Linked DNA regions of Mus musculus: regions 1 and 2 are each linked to region 3. The links are chromatin loops, found by intact Hi-C in ENCODE. Cell type or tissue: left cerebral cortex. All regions are shown on one strand. Region 1 overlaps Homer2 (homer scaffolding protein 2). Region 2 holds the start of Btbd1 (BTB (POZ) domain containing 1). Region 3 holds the start of Ramac (RNA guanine-7 methyltransferase activating subunit).

What was found. Hi-C counts contacts between places; a loop is a spot of excess contacts. Peaks named below come from ENCODE experiments on the same cell type or tissue, not always from the same donor. Only the 100,000 strongest peaks of a DNase experiment are listed, where the experiment ranks them.
Region 1: a loop joins it to region 3, with 2.7 times the contacts of the local background. A loop is called at or near these places in 1 of 42 quality-filtered maps.
Region 2: a loop joins it to region 3, with 5 times the contacts of the local background. A loop is called at or near these places in 1 of 42 quality-filtered maps.

The regions. Positions count from the first base shown.
Region 1 is chr7:81,647,729-81,651,728 of GRCm38, reverse strand. Homer2 (homer scaffolding protein 2) reads left to right here. Exons shown (of 9, transcript NM_001164086.1): 2 at 2,019-2,175. Among named protein-coding and RNA genes, the nearest start is that of Gm51279, 36 kb to the right of the region's middle. In left cerebral cortex, no CTCF peak of the experiment used is centred here; DNase peaks (open chromatin) are centred at 274, 1,738 and 2,253; H3K4me3 peaks cover 188 bases; H3K27ac peaks cover 2,186 bases.
Region 2 is chr7:81,825,817-81,829,816 of GRCm38, reverse strand. It overlaps Btbd1 (BTB (POZ) domain containing 1), which reads left to right and starts at 386. Exons shown (of 8, transcript NM_146193.2): 1 at 386-844. The coding sequence starts at 426. In left cerebral cortex, no CTCF peak of the experiment used is centred here; DNase peaks (open chromatin) are centred at 1,476, 1,867, 3,378, 3,938 and 3 more places; H3K4me3 peaks cover 2,949 bases; H3K27ac peaks cover 1,361 bases.
Region 3 is chr7:81,762,057-81,766,056 of GRCm38, reverse strand. It overlaps Ramac (RNA guanine-7 methyltransferase activating subunit), which reads right to left and starts at 3,104. Exons shown (of 3, transcript NM_025997.2): 1 at 3,001-3,104. In left cerebral cortex, CTCF peaks have their summits at 2,355 (motif pointing left) and 3,829 (motif pointing left); DNase peaks (open chromatin) are centred at 2,436, 2,709, 3,121 and 3,538; H3K4me3 peaks cover 1,795 bases; H3K27ac peaks cover 1,378 bases.

The DNA.
Region 1 (4,000 bases), 110 kb after region 3:
GGGGCTCCATCCCTGAAAGGAGCTCTTCTCTGACCCTCGGACTGCCAGTTAATGCTGTGGTAGAGTACAGCAGAGATTTAGTATAATTTAGTCCCCCCATGCTCTCTGTGGCGACAGCTGCTCACCTAACTCCTCTCTCACATGTGCAGGCCGTTGCCTGAGAACGTATGCCTTTACAGTGTTGTACTTAGATGATTAGAAAGCTACAGTGCTGGCTGGTGAGTGGCACAGCTGGGCCATCCAGACGTCAGACTTCCCCACATGGTATTCATGGATATGCACTCCACAGCTTGGACTCTTGACGACAGATGTGAAACACTGTGGCAAGAATCTTCCTTTTCTTTCTACAGCTGTCATGCAGCCACTGGAAGGGTGTGGATCTAGGGTGAAGCCAGGGAGTGAACTTGAGACTTACTGATGGAAATGCCTGAGTAACCCACACTCCCACTGGTATTTTGCCTGCTCCCTGGGCCTAGAGAGGGCCCAGGGATGCCGGCCTCCAGCTGCTCCTCTGGAGTACCAGCTCTAGAAGCAGCAATATTGACATTATCTTCTTCGCAGACTCTTCCAGAGGTCCTGAGTTCCTCTAACACCATGCCAATATCCATGATATTATCTGACATCCCTTGTACGAGGCTCAACGAGTAAATTGCTTTCCTAGAATAAAGTTTCCCCCTGAGAGCTGTGTTTCCAGTAATGAGTCTTCTGCAGGCACTGTGTGGGGGAAGGCGGTGGGGGTGGGGGTGGGGGTCGGGGGGGGGGCAGGATGGGAGAGAGCTCAGAGACTCCTGCCCAACCCCTCCTCACTGACAGCATAGCCACTTGAGAGTTCCCTGCCCTTTGAATTTCTGTGTCCACTCAGGTGTCCTGTTCTTTATCATCGCTTTTGACATTGCCAGGACTTTGAAAATTAATTTGACTAAGCCAAAATCAAACCTTTAGGTTTAATTGTATCTTTAATCAATACTTAGTAATCTATAGTGTTTTTGTGACTTTATTTTTGCATGCTGGTGGCTCCCCTCCCCAGTTTTTGTCTTATTTTGAACTTAGAAGAATTTTGGAGTTTGCCTACAAAGCCTTTTTTTAAAAAGCAGATTTTGTGATGAGTCTGTGTTTCAATTTTTTTTGTTACTTTGTTAAGCAAATATCTCAAAGCATGACTGTGCAGTGGATTCTATTATAATTTAAAAACCTGTCTTAGTTATTAATCTCTATTGTCAGGACCTAATTAATTCTTTACTAAACAGAGAGAAACAGAGATAATGTGTTAATTTGGTTAATTTTTTTAGCAGTCAGAGGAAGTGTTCACAGGCATGTGGGATGAAAGAGAGTTCAGTCAGAGCAGGAAGGAGACTCGGTAAAGATTAGACTAGACGGAGGGTCTACAGAAATCCTGACAGCCTCTCTAAACTGCATAGTCCTTACAGGTTTCAAAAGCGAACTGGCGATGCTTCCAAGGCTATAAAATAATCCTGTCATTCAAAACAGCTCCCCAAATCTGAGAAATACTGAATATTAAGCTTCAAGTGGGTTACAGAATCCTAAAATCAATGCAGATTCTCCCAAAATAAAATTTTTTAATTTTCTAAAATGAATTAGTTCCAAAGAGTCCCTCACCCCCACAAATGCCAACAGGGTGTCAGGAAAAAAATAGAACTCTTGACAGCAATGTAAAAACTCTCAACGAAGAATTTCATTTTAAGCAAATTGCTCATTAGGCCAGTTGCCCAGCAGCCTCCAGGTAGTGCAGCTAAATGGAGTGTGGGCTGCAGAAACCACTCACAGGGATACTGTCCTCCTCCTTCCCCTCCACTCCCTCCTCCTCCTCCCCCTACTCCTCCTCCTCTTTCTCCTCCCCCTCCCTCTTCTTCCTCCTCCTCATTTTAATTGTTCTCATACATATGTATCTTTGCCAATAAGCTACTTGAAATTGTATGAGACGGTGGGTGGCCTAGAAATCATAAATTATACATTAGGTCAAGTCCCATCATTTCACACACACATCTGTCCTGTTGCAGAGAACAGCCCATCTTCACCACGCGAGCGCACGTCTTCCAGATTGACCCCAGCACCAAGAAGAACTGGGTGCCGGCAAGCAAGCAGGCCGTCACGGTTTCCTACTTCTATGATGTCACCAGGAACAGCTATCGGATCATCAGTGTGGATGGAGCCAAGGTACTGGCCTGCCAGACAGTTTTGACATCCTCACTTAGTTTGATTCCAAAGCAGTTTGGTGCATTTGAAAGATGAAGGGTTCCGGAAGCTGTATCCCAAACCCTGCTGTCTTATCGCAGACCTGCATAACAAATGGAGCGTGGGCTGCAGAACAGTCTGCATAATCATGTATCTTCTTGCTCTTTCTTTTCCACCTAAAATCATGGCAAATGAGTAAAAAGACAGGTCTCCCGTTACCTCACTGTCTCCATAATTAACATTTTAATGCCCATGCAGTGGTTACTATAAGAGCCTGTAATGATCTTAATTTGTTAAGATGGCTTCAGTTTCTTGCTGTTATAGATGCTAAGCATTCCCCGTGTAGTGGATATCCCCAGTTGTTCCTTTCATACCTACTGCTTCCTTTTGAATGGTTCCTCGGGGTAGACTCCTACAGGTAATATTATAGGCCGTGCTATTACCACTTTACGACCCTCGATGCATACTTCCGGCATGCTTTTTCTCACAGCCTGTATGACGATGCTAGTTTATTGCACTCTTGCAATCAATGAGTATTGCCTCTAATCTGATTCTGGAATTATTAGACATGGGAATTAATTTTTATTAAATAAGTTAGGAGTATTTCTTCTCTTTTCTTTTTTGGAGCAGGAGGTTGTGATATAGCTCCGGCTAGATGGGAACTGGAGGCAATCCTCCTGCCTCAGTCTCCTGAGTACCGGAATTACAGGCATGGCCTATCATATTTGATTTAGTATTTCTAACAATACTGTGTATTCCTGATATTTCATCCTTCTCTGCTATTATCCCTGTCTGTATTTTGGCCACATTATTTGTGGGAAGAGAATAAAGGGATGCCAGCCAAAGTACTGTCATGTCCTTAAAAATAAATAAGCCTTCTGCATCAAAGTCTTTCTGCCTCTACTCTGTGACCACTGGATATTTCTCTGGGCTGACGTGTCACCTGACATTCAGTGTGTTTGAAGGTAAAACCCCCTAATCACCATCTAAACCACGATTCTAGTTCTATTTTCTAGTATTTGGTATAAAAACCAAAACAGCGTATATCTGGTTTGTTTTAAAGCTGCAGCTCTTGTTGTAGCACCAGATGTGCTCGGACCCCAGCTGCATCTCTTTGCTGGTGGCTCCTCACCTACTGTCTGTGGTCCCTCGTGGATTCTGTGGCAAGGCCAGCTTTCCTAGACAGTAGAAAGTAAAAGGGCCGGGAGCTGAGCAGTAGAATGGAGCCTATTCACCGTCCCCTCTTAGCCAATAGAGAGAGAGGGAGGGAGTCTTCATTACAAGGTCCCCTGGTAAGGCAGGAGACCTTCCTCCTCTGATGCAGCACCCTGGCTTTCCTCCAGGCGTCTAATTGGTCTCACGGTCCTTTCTTTCTCTTTCAATTTCCACATAGGTAGTGGGGTTTTACACTCTTGGGGAGGTATGGCAAGCTGGTACTGGTGCCCAGTCCTGACTCATTGGGTAGGCACAAGGTTCACTCTGGCAACTAGAGAAGCTTTTCCTGCCGGGCAGTGGTAGCACATGCCTTTAATCCCAGCACTTGGGAGGCAAAGGCAGGCAGATTTCTGAGTTCAAGGCCAGCCTGGTCTACAGAGTGGATTCCAGGACAGCCAGGGCTACACAGAGATACCCTGTCTCGAAAAAACAAAAAAAGAGAGAGAGGGGGAGAGAGAGAAGCTTTTCCTGATATTTTTCATTCAGGGAGTGTGTGTCCTCTATCATTTCAGAGAACAGCAGTTGTTCTGATGAACAACTTAAGAGACTAAAGAATTAGTTCTTCCAACTAAGCAGCTGCGATAGAGCACTG
Region 2 (4,000 bases), 64 kb before region 3:
TTCCAAGGGTGATGCAGCCATCCGGGCTGTGACAGGGCCACCATCCCGCCTTTAGAATAGCAGGGTGTCTGTCTCTCCTCTACAGACTCCCTTGCCGTGCCCTCGAGGTCCTTCCACGTCCAGCTCATCCACCAAGCGGGCTGAGGCGGCGTCCTCGCAGGGTGACGCGGGTGGGAGCGAGGCGAGCCTGAAGGGAGGAGCGGGAGGCGGCCTGAGGAATCAGCGCGGCGCGCCCGCACGCCCCTCAACCCTCTCGCGGCCGCGCGCCTCCCGCCTCAGCAACGCGGCCCCGCGGGAGGGCGGGCGCGCGCGGCCGGAAGCGCCTTTCCCGGAAGGCAGGGGGGCGGTGCCGGCCTCGGGGCGGCTCGACCATGGCGGCGGCGCGCCGGGTGCTCGCAGCTTGAGCGGAGCCGCGCAGCAGGAGGATGGCCTCGCTCGGGTCAGCCGCGGCCGGGGAGCCGGCGACCGGAGCTGAGGCGGAGCCCGGCCCTCCGGCCCCGCCGCCGCCTCCGCCGCCGCCACCGGCTCCCTCGCCGTCCGCTCTCGGGCCGCTGCTGCCCCTGCAGCGCGAGCCGCTGTACAACTGGCAGGCCACCAAGGCGTCGCTCAAGGAGCGCTTCGCCTTCCTCTTCAACTCGGAGCTGCTGAGCGATGTGCGTTTCGTGCTGGGCAAGGGCCGAGGCGCGGCGGCCGCCGGGGGCCCGCAGCGCATCCCCGCCCACCGCTTCGTGCTGGCGGCCGGCAGCGCGGTCTTCGACGCCATGTTCAACGGCGGCATGGCCACGACGTCGGCCGAGATCGAGCTGCCGGACGTGGAGCCCGCCGCCTTCCTGGCGCTGCTGAGGTGAGCGGCGGGCGCGCGGAGCCGGCGGCCTGGAGGGTGGCGGCACCCAGCCCGGCCTGCGTCGACTCCCGAGTGACCTTGGGCTGGGCGAGTCGGCCTCCCTCGGGTCCTCCCCGGCAGGCAGGCGATGCTTGGGAAGGTCGGTCAGTGTCGCCATTCCCGGCGGTGGCGGGCGCTTTGCCGTTGAAGGGTGCTGTCACATTCCAGTAGCGGAATTGTCTGTCGCCCGGGCTTCATAATCGAGTGGGCAGACTAGAAGACGAGATAGGCTGTCCCGATTACCCACTTGCAGGATTCGTTTTTGTTTAAGGACCCGGGTGGATGAAGGGTCTTAGAGGACTGGGGTTGTCAGGGTCTCCACGGTTTGCTGTCAGGACTCTGGAAGATAATAGCCATAGCAGGTATCAGGCTGGCCTGCTTCAAGTTTCTGCAGTCAAGGTGACGGTTTTTGTATTCTAAAACACGCTAGTAGTGTTCGAGTTTGCTCTCCGATGATCTGAGGATAGGAGATTGATTGATAGCTGATTAGTTTGCTACTTAGTGGAAGGTAGTGGCATTGTGGCGTTGTTAATCACAGCAGTCCTAACTGTTAGGGAGGCATATCTTGTTGTTTTACCCCAGTTTTACAAATGGGACCGAGGCCCAGAAAAGTGACTTGTCCAAGGTAATCGAGCCAGCTCCCGGAGGACCGAAGATGGTGTTGGCTGCTTGAGTATAGTGTTGTTTTTAAGACAGCAGATTTTGAGTAATTCTGACGTAAACAGGCAAGTCAGTGGAGCACAAGAGTCCACAGAGGCTCATAGCTTCCTCAAGAAGATGCTTATGGAGGGAAATATAAAGTTCACACAAGAAATATATGTTAAGTTCCCATCAATAAATGGATAAAGGACAAGATGTAATAGAAAAGAAAAAAATACAACCAAGGAATGTGTGACCTCATTAGTAAATGAGGAAATGCAAATTAAAACAGTAAAGTGCTTTCTCCTTTTCATGAGCCCCACCTTTTGGGGGCGGAGATATGGGTTTGGCTTTTATTTTCTTGGACCTGGGCTCATTATTTAGACTTGGCCGATTTGGGGCTCGATATGTATTCCAAGCTGGCTTCGAACTCAGCGAACTTATTACCCCCCCTGAGTGCTGACCCACCAAAAAATTTAAAAGATGACTGAAGGAACACTTTCCGAGAAAGATTATCGTAAAAAAAAGCCTTTGAAAAATAGTTGGATGCCTTAGACTTTTTCTACACTTAGAAAACATTAAATTATTGAAAAAGGTGTCTACAGCATTCTTCACGAGAATGTAGAAAGAAGTTGAGCCAAGGAAATAAATAAATCAGTAACAATCATAGGTCCACTTGATGGAATATAATGCAGTCACTGTGAAGTTTATGAAAATCAGATAATATTATGGGCAGGGTTCAAGTTAGCATTTTGAATTTCATGCACCATGGTAACAACTGAAAAAGAGTGGAGCAAATGTTATATACCTGGAGATAGGATAGAAGGAGAGACCAGTATGCCAAGGTGTGTTGAACTGAAAAGCCGATAGTACCCTTTTCTCTCTTTGTCCTCAGATTTTCTAGCATTGAATTTGTATTTATGGGGATAGGTGTGCAGCCTACCTGCTAGTATTTGAGTCATTTGGATTTTGAAGTTGAGCAGGAAGACTGGATATAGCTTGCTTAGCAAATTACGTAGTTTAGAAGCCTTCCTTAAAATGATAGGCCAGAGAGGTGGTGGCGTAGTGGGTACAGGCTCCTGTTGCAAGCCTAGAGGAAGAAGGCCTTAGGTACCTGTGGCCCTGTAGTAAAAGGGGAGAACTTAGTCCTACAAGTTGTCCTCTGACCTCATATGTGAGCTGCTGTGTACCTGCCTCCACACACATGCAGGAAAAAATACAACAAAATGTTTTTTTTTTTTTCCACCTGTACCATCCACTGGGACAATAAATTAGTAGATGTCTCCTTTTGGTATCATTTTTGGAGGTAAAACCTTAAAGCATTTTAATACTTTTTCTAAGTGAAGTTTACACTAGCTAACCTTGAGAACCATAGAGCTAAACTACTAGGCACTTTTTATTGATAGGGCTAGAATAGAATTATGGAGGGGGCTATTTCATACTTTTGTTTTTTATTTGTATTTTCATTGAATGTGCTAATCAGTTTTAATAGGAAGTAAGTTAACTTAGAGCCCTTGAAATATACAGTGCCATTTGATTTCTTGCTCTCTAAGTAAATTATTTTCCTGATAGTCAGGTCCTGGTCATTTTTCTATTCTGAACTGCATGTCTAGACTAATTTTTACTTAGGCATTGATTATCTTTAAAACATTGTGTGACAACAATGGTGGAGCTTGCTAAACTGGAAAAGTGAGGTGGCTGAGGCAGATTTTTACTGTTTTTACAACCTAAATTAACTACCATTACGTCGAGGCTTCTGAACTTAGGTTTTACACTTTAATAATCTGCTTACTTAAAGCCCTCTCACTTACAAATGGTGTTCTAGTTCATTTGACGTACACTGTGTCTCCCTGCGTAGCTTATTTCTCAGTGTAGGAGTCGGCAGTGGACACTGTCCAGGCTGACAGGGTTTGGAAGGAAATAATACCAGAGAAAACTTTTTAAGGGGGTGGGGGCGTGTTTTAGGCCTTAATCTCTTCTGCCAGAGAAACTACAAGAGTAAACTATCGAGGTTTGAGTAGATAAAAAGAAAGCGATGGGTGATAGTGATTAAAGAGATAGGCCGGGCAGGGATTTGGGGGACTGAGGAAGAAGGCTTGAGAGAAAACAGGGTTTTCAGTGGAGTGATGAGACCCTATTCGCATTTACAATCCTCACCTGCCTGTTGCTGGAGGAACTGGAACCTCCAAGTAACATATACATTAAGAGGTTTTGTTGTGCTCTATTTAGATAGGAGATGCCAAGGAGCTGCAGGAAGTTAGAACAGCGTTAACGTGGGAAAGTAGTGGACTGTGAAAGGTACAGGGTGCCTGAGACCTGCAAGGGCCTGCATAGAGCTGGAGGAAGGGAAAGGGAGCGATAAGCAAACTAGGCGGCTGTCAGAGAGATGAGAAAGGAAGGCAGCCGGGCATCCTGAGAGGCAAGTCAAAGAGAGAATTTGGGAAATGAGAGTGGAAAACTTTGACAGCTATAGAACAT
Region 3 (4,000 bases):
GGAAGACCCTGTCTTTTGCCAGGTGCCTTTGGCACATGCCTTTAATTCCAACATTCCAGAGGCAGTGGCAGGCAGATCTCTAAGTTCAAAGCCCTTCTGGTCTATATAGAATAAGTTCCAGGACAAAAAAAAAAAAAAAAAAAAAAAAAAACCCTCCAGCCCCCACTAGCCCCAATCAAAGGTGAATAAAGAAAAAGGGGAAGCTGGGTACAGCTTCCTAAGTGTATACCTGTAGTTTGGATACTGATATTACTTGAACCCAGGAGTCTGAAGCCAACCCAAGCAACTGGCATTTAGATGCATGGCTATTAAAAGTTATGGGTAACTATTTTATAATTTAATGCAATGTATTATTACTCCAGATACTGTGAGAAATGAGAAACATCTAACAATAATAAGATAGATACTGTCTAATGGATATAAAAAGTATAATCTGGGCTGGTAGATAGAGGTGCTTGTGGCCAAGGCTAAGAACCTTAGTTCAAACTTCAGGTCCCATCTGGCAGAAACAGAGAACAGACTCCCTCCCACAAGTTGTCCTCTGACCTTCACATGTGTACCATGACAAACAAACGCACACACAATGAATGTAATACAGATTTAAAAATAGGAATCTCTAATCTTCTACCTAAGGGAAAAGATTTTGCTTAACTTGCAGGTCTAATTCTCAAGAAACCAGAGAGTTCACTTTTATTCTTCATCTCAGATCTTGAAACTGCAGAATTCTACAGGTAGTTCCCACTTCCCAGGCGTCTGTGATCAAGAACTGCTACTGTTGAGCTTTGCCATCCCCTAGCTTTCCTAACTCAAACTTCGTGTTTCTGCTGAATGCCTCCAAGTTTCTAAACCTGGTAGGGAAAATGGCCCATGTTGTAGACCTACCATTCCTGGGCCTGAGGCAGAAGGATCAACTGAGCCTAGAAGTACAAAACCAGCTTTGGCAAAGAGAAAGGACCAAAACCTATTTTATGATTTGAGGTGTATTTAACATCATGCTAAAAACTTAAAACCACATCTTCCCCGATATCCTCAAGTCATTTTTCCTTTCTAATCACACTTTCAAGGACGCTTTGGATGGGCTACTTAACTGGAAGATAGCTTCTTCATTGTCCTGTCTTTCCTCAAAATAGGTAAAGCATTTATAACAGTACTGCCCTTATTCCAACCAAATTCAACTACAATTGCTCATTAAGTTCAAGAAACAGTACTTGGACATTTTACCTTTCAGGCTACTACTTAACTTCTACCTTATTTATTACACCTCCTTGTGCCTGGTATTGGCAAACTAGTATTAAATACCAAAAACCAAATGAGTTTAGAATAAATCCAACTAGGTTGAGGGTAGTGACACATGCCTTTCATCCCAGCACTTGGGAGGAAGAGTCAGGTGGATTTCTGTGAGTCTGAGGCTAGGCTGGTCTATAGAGTATGTTCCAGGACAGCCAGAGCGATGTAGAGAGACACTGTCTCAAAATAAGACAAGGAAAACTCCCAACTAATTAAAAGTGTCCACAATTCCAAACTACCCACAGAAGCCACTAGAAGAATGCCCCATTCCCAATTAAGACAGACATTCACAAGGCAAGGAAAAGGCACAATTTATTCTATTTTCCCCATACCCTACCACATAGGTATCTTCATACTTATTCATGAGAATGGAATTGAAACAAAACCTTAATGCAAGCTTTACTTAACCCAAGGATTTGAGACAACTATATTGTTTAATGTTTAGGTTGATTAAATATGGGCTGAGGCCAACACTACCAAAAGACAAGAGAATGTGGAAGAGGGAAAAGTCAAGAGGCCTTAACAAAGAACTACAGGCAACCAAGGAATGCGGAGAGCAAGAGAAATAGTCTTCTCAAGGGAAGAGCACACCAACTGGTTCTCTAATGCCATATTTGATTAGCCCCGAAAACACACGCATAAGTAACAATATATGAACTGAGCAGGTTGTATATATCTACATATTACTAAAGAGACTATGAATTTGAAAGAGCTGAGGGGATAAAGGGAGGGTCTAAAGGGAGGAAAGGGAAAAATGTTATTATGATGTAAAAATATACAATACATATGTATAATAATCACATAAAGCACAATTACATAATATATAAAATATAATTATATAATAAACATATAAAAGAAATAATAGAATAAATAATATTAAGAAAATACGGCTGGGGGGAAGGGGGTCTTGGAAGAAACCTCAAAAGATGAGGGAAGTGTCAGAGAGATAGCTCAGTGGTCGAGAGCGCTCACTACCCTTCCGATGGACCACAGATCAGATCGCAGCACCCACGCTGCTCTCAGCTGCCTGTAATATAGCTCCAGGGGAACAGACGCCCTCTTCCGGCCTCTGCGGGCGCCAGCACACGCAACCCGCAGACAGACAGACACACAACCCGCAGACAGACAATTCTTCCCCACCCCGCAAAGGCGTGCGTGGGCAGAGGAGCTGTGCACACACACGTCTCGATCTGAGTGGGCAGGATTAGAGACCCAAGGATCTCAGTCCTAGCAGCCTACGAGGAAACTCGAGCTTCCACGGAGGAACTCGGAGAGGCGACGACCCTCGTCGCCTCGGTCGTCACCAGCTACAAGCTAGGTCAGGCACGGGCAACCAGGGGCCGCGCGCTCTCTGTCGCTGCGGCCGACAGCCTTCCTGGCACTTGGATCCCACCAACCTCCTCACCACATAGAGAACCGCACAGAGCTTTGCCTGCGGTCGGCCGACCCTGGCTCGGCTGCTCTCCAGAGCGGAGCCCCGAGCACGGAGCAGGATGACTGACTAACCACTGCGCATCCCAGCCCGCCAGCCGACGCGCGGCTGACGACGGCCGGGACAAAGCGGCTCCTTCCAGAACTGCCGTCAGGAGCCGAGCTGCGGAGAAAGAGGCTCCGAGGGGCAGCGACCTCCGGCCTCTCGCACTTTCCGGCCCCAGGCCCCCATCACCTCCGCCGCCCCGGGTGGGAGATTCATCCGCCATGTGCGGTACTCACCCTTCATGGGACGCACTGGAGACCTCGGGCGTCCACACCGCCGCACCCCACCCGGCTCTCCAAGGTAAACAAACGCTCAGGAATCCCTCAACCACCCGACTTCCGCTTCCGGAGCGTGTAAGGCGGAGTCTCGTGCCAAGTCTCTCGAGATCTAGAAATCCTCGCTTCCCCCTCCCCCCCCGCCACGCCCCTCACATTCGAACCTTGGCGCGGCCCTAGGGAAGCTCCGCAGGGTCGAGCAAAGTGGCGATGGTGGGCAGTGCGGTCATTCGCAGCCAGTGCCTGGTGACCGTCGGGGAGAGGATATCGTCATGTATAAAATCCCTCGAACTGGCAGTGCCTGGTGCACTGGTACGGGAAGTCTGAGAGTAGGACTAGGAGGGAAGGCTGCTTGTCAATGGAGACCCCAAAGCCGGAGCCCGGGCGGCGGGGCGGAGGAGCAGACGAGACTGCTCTGCTTGGGCGATGCCCACCCGGTTCTTAGCCGGCCTGGGCAGTAAGGCTCCTGCGCACCGTTGTCTATGTGTGTTTGCAGAGACGAACCCACGCCTCCACTGCCCGTATTCCGCTCGCTCCCGAAGTCTCCGCTCTTCTCGGTTGTTTGCAAGTGTGGCAATGCCAGCTGTTGACTAGCCACTTTTCTCAGATTGCTCCCCGGACCTTGCCCTCCTCTTGGGAATACGATCAGCCTGGAAAGTTTAGTGTCAAAATGGGATACCTTAGGGCTGGAGAGGATAAGAACACTTACTGCTCTTCTTGGAGCCCTGAGTTCAATCCCCAGCAACCACATGGTGGCTCACAGCCATCTGTAATGGGATCTGATGCCCTCTTCTGGTGTGTCTGGAAACAACTATAGTGTACTCATAAATAAAATAAAGCTAAAAAAAGAATACCTTTTCTTTCCACGCCCTGGTCAGATGTCTCGTTCTGTTATTTGGTCCTTGTGACTCTGGTTTTCATCCATTCCCATCCCCACTGACTCCTCATCCAAGTTCTCTCT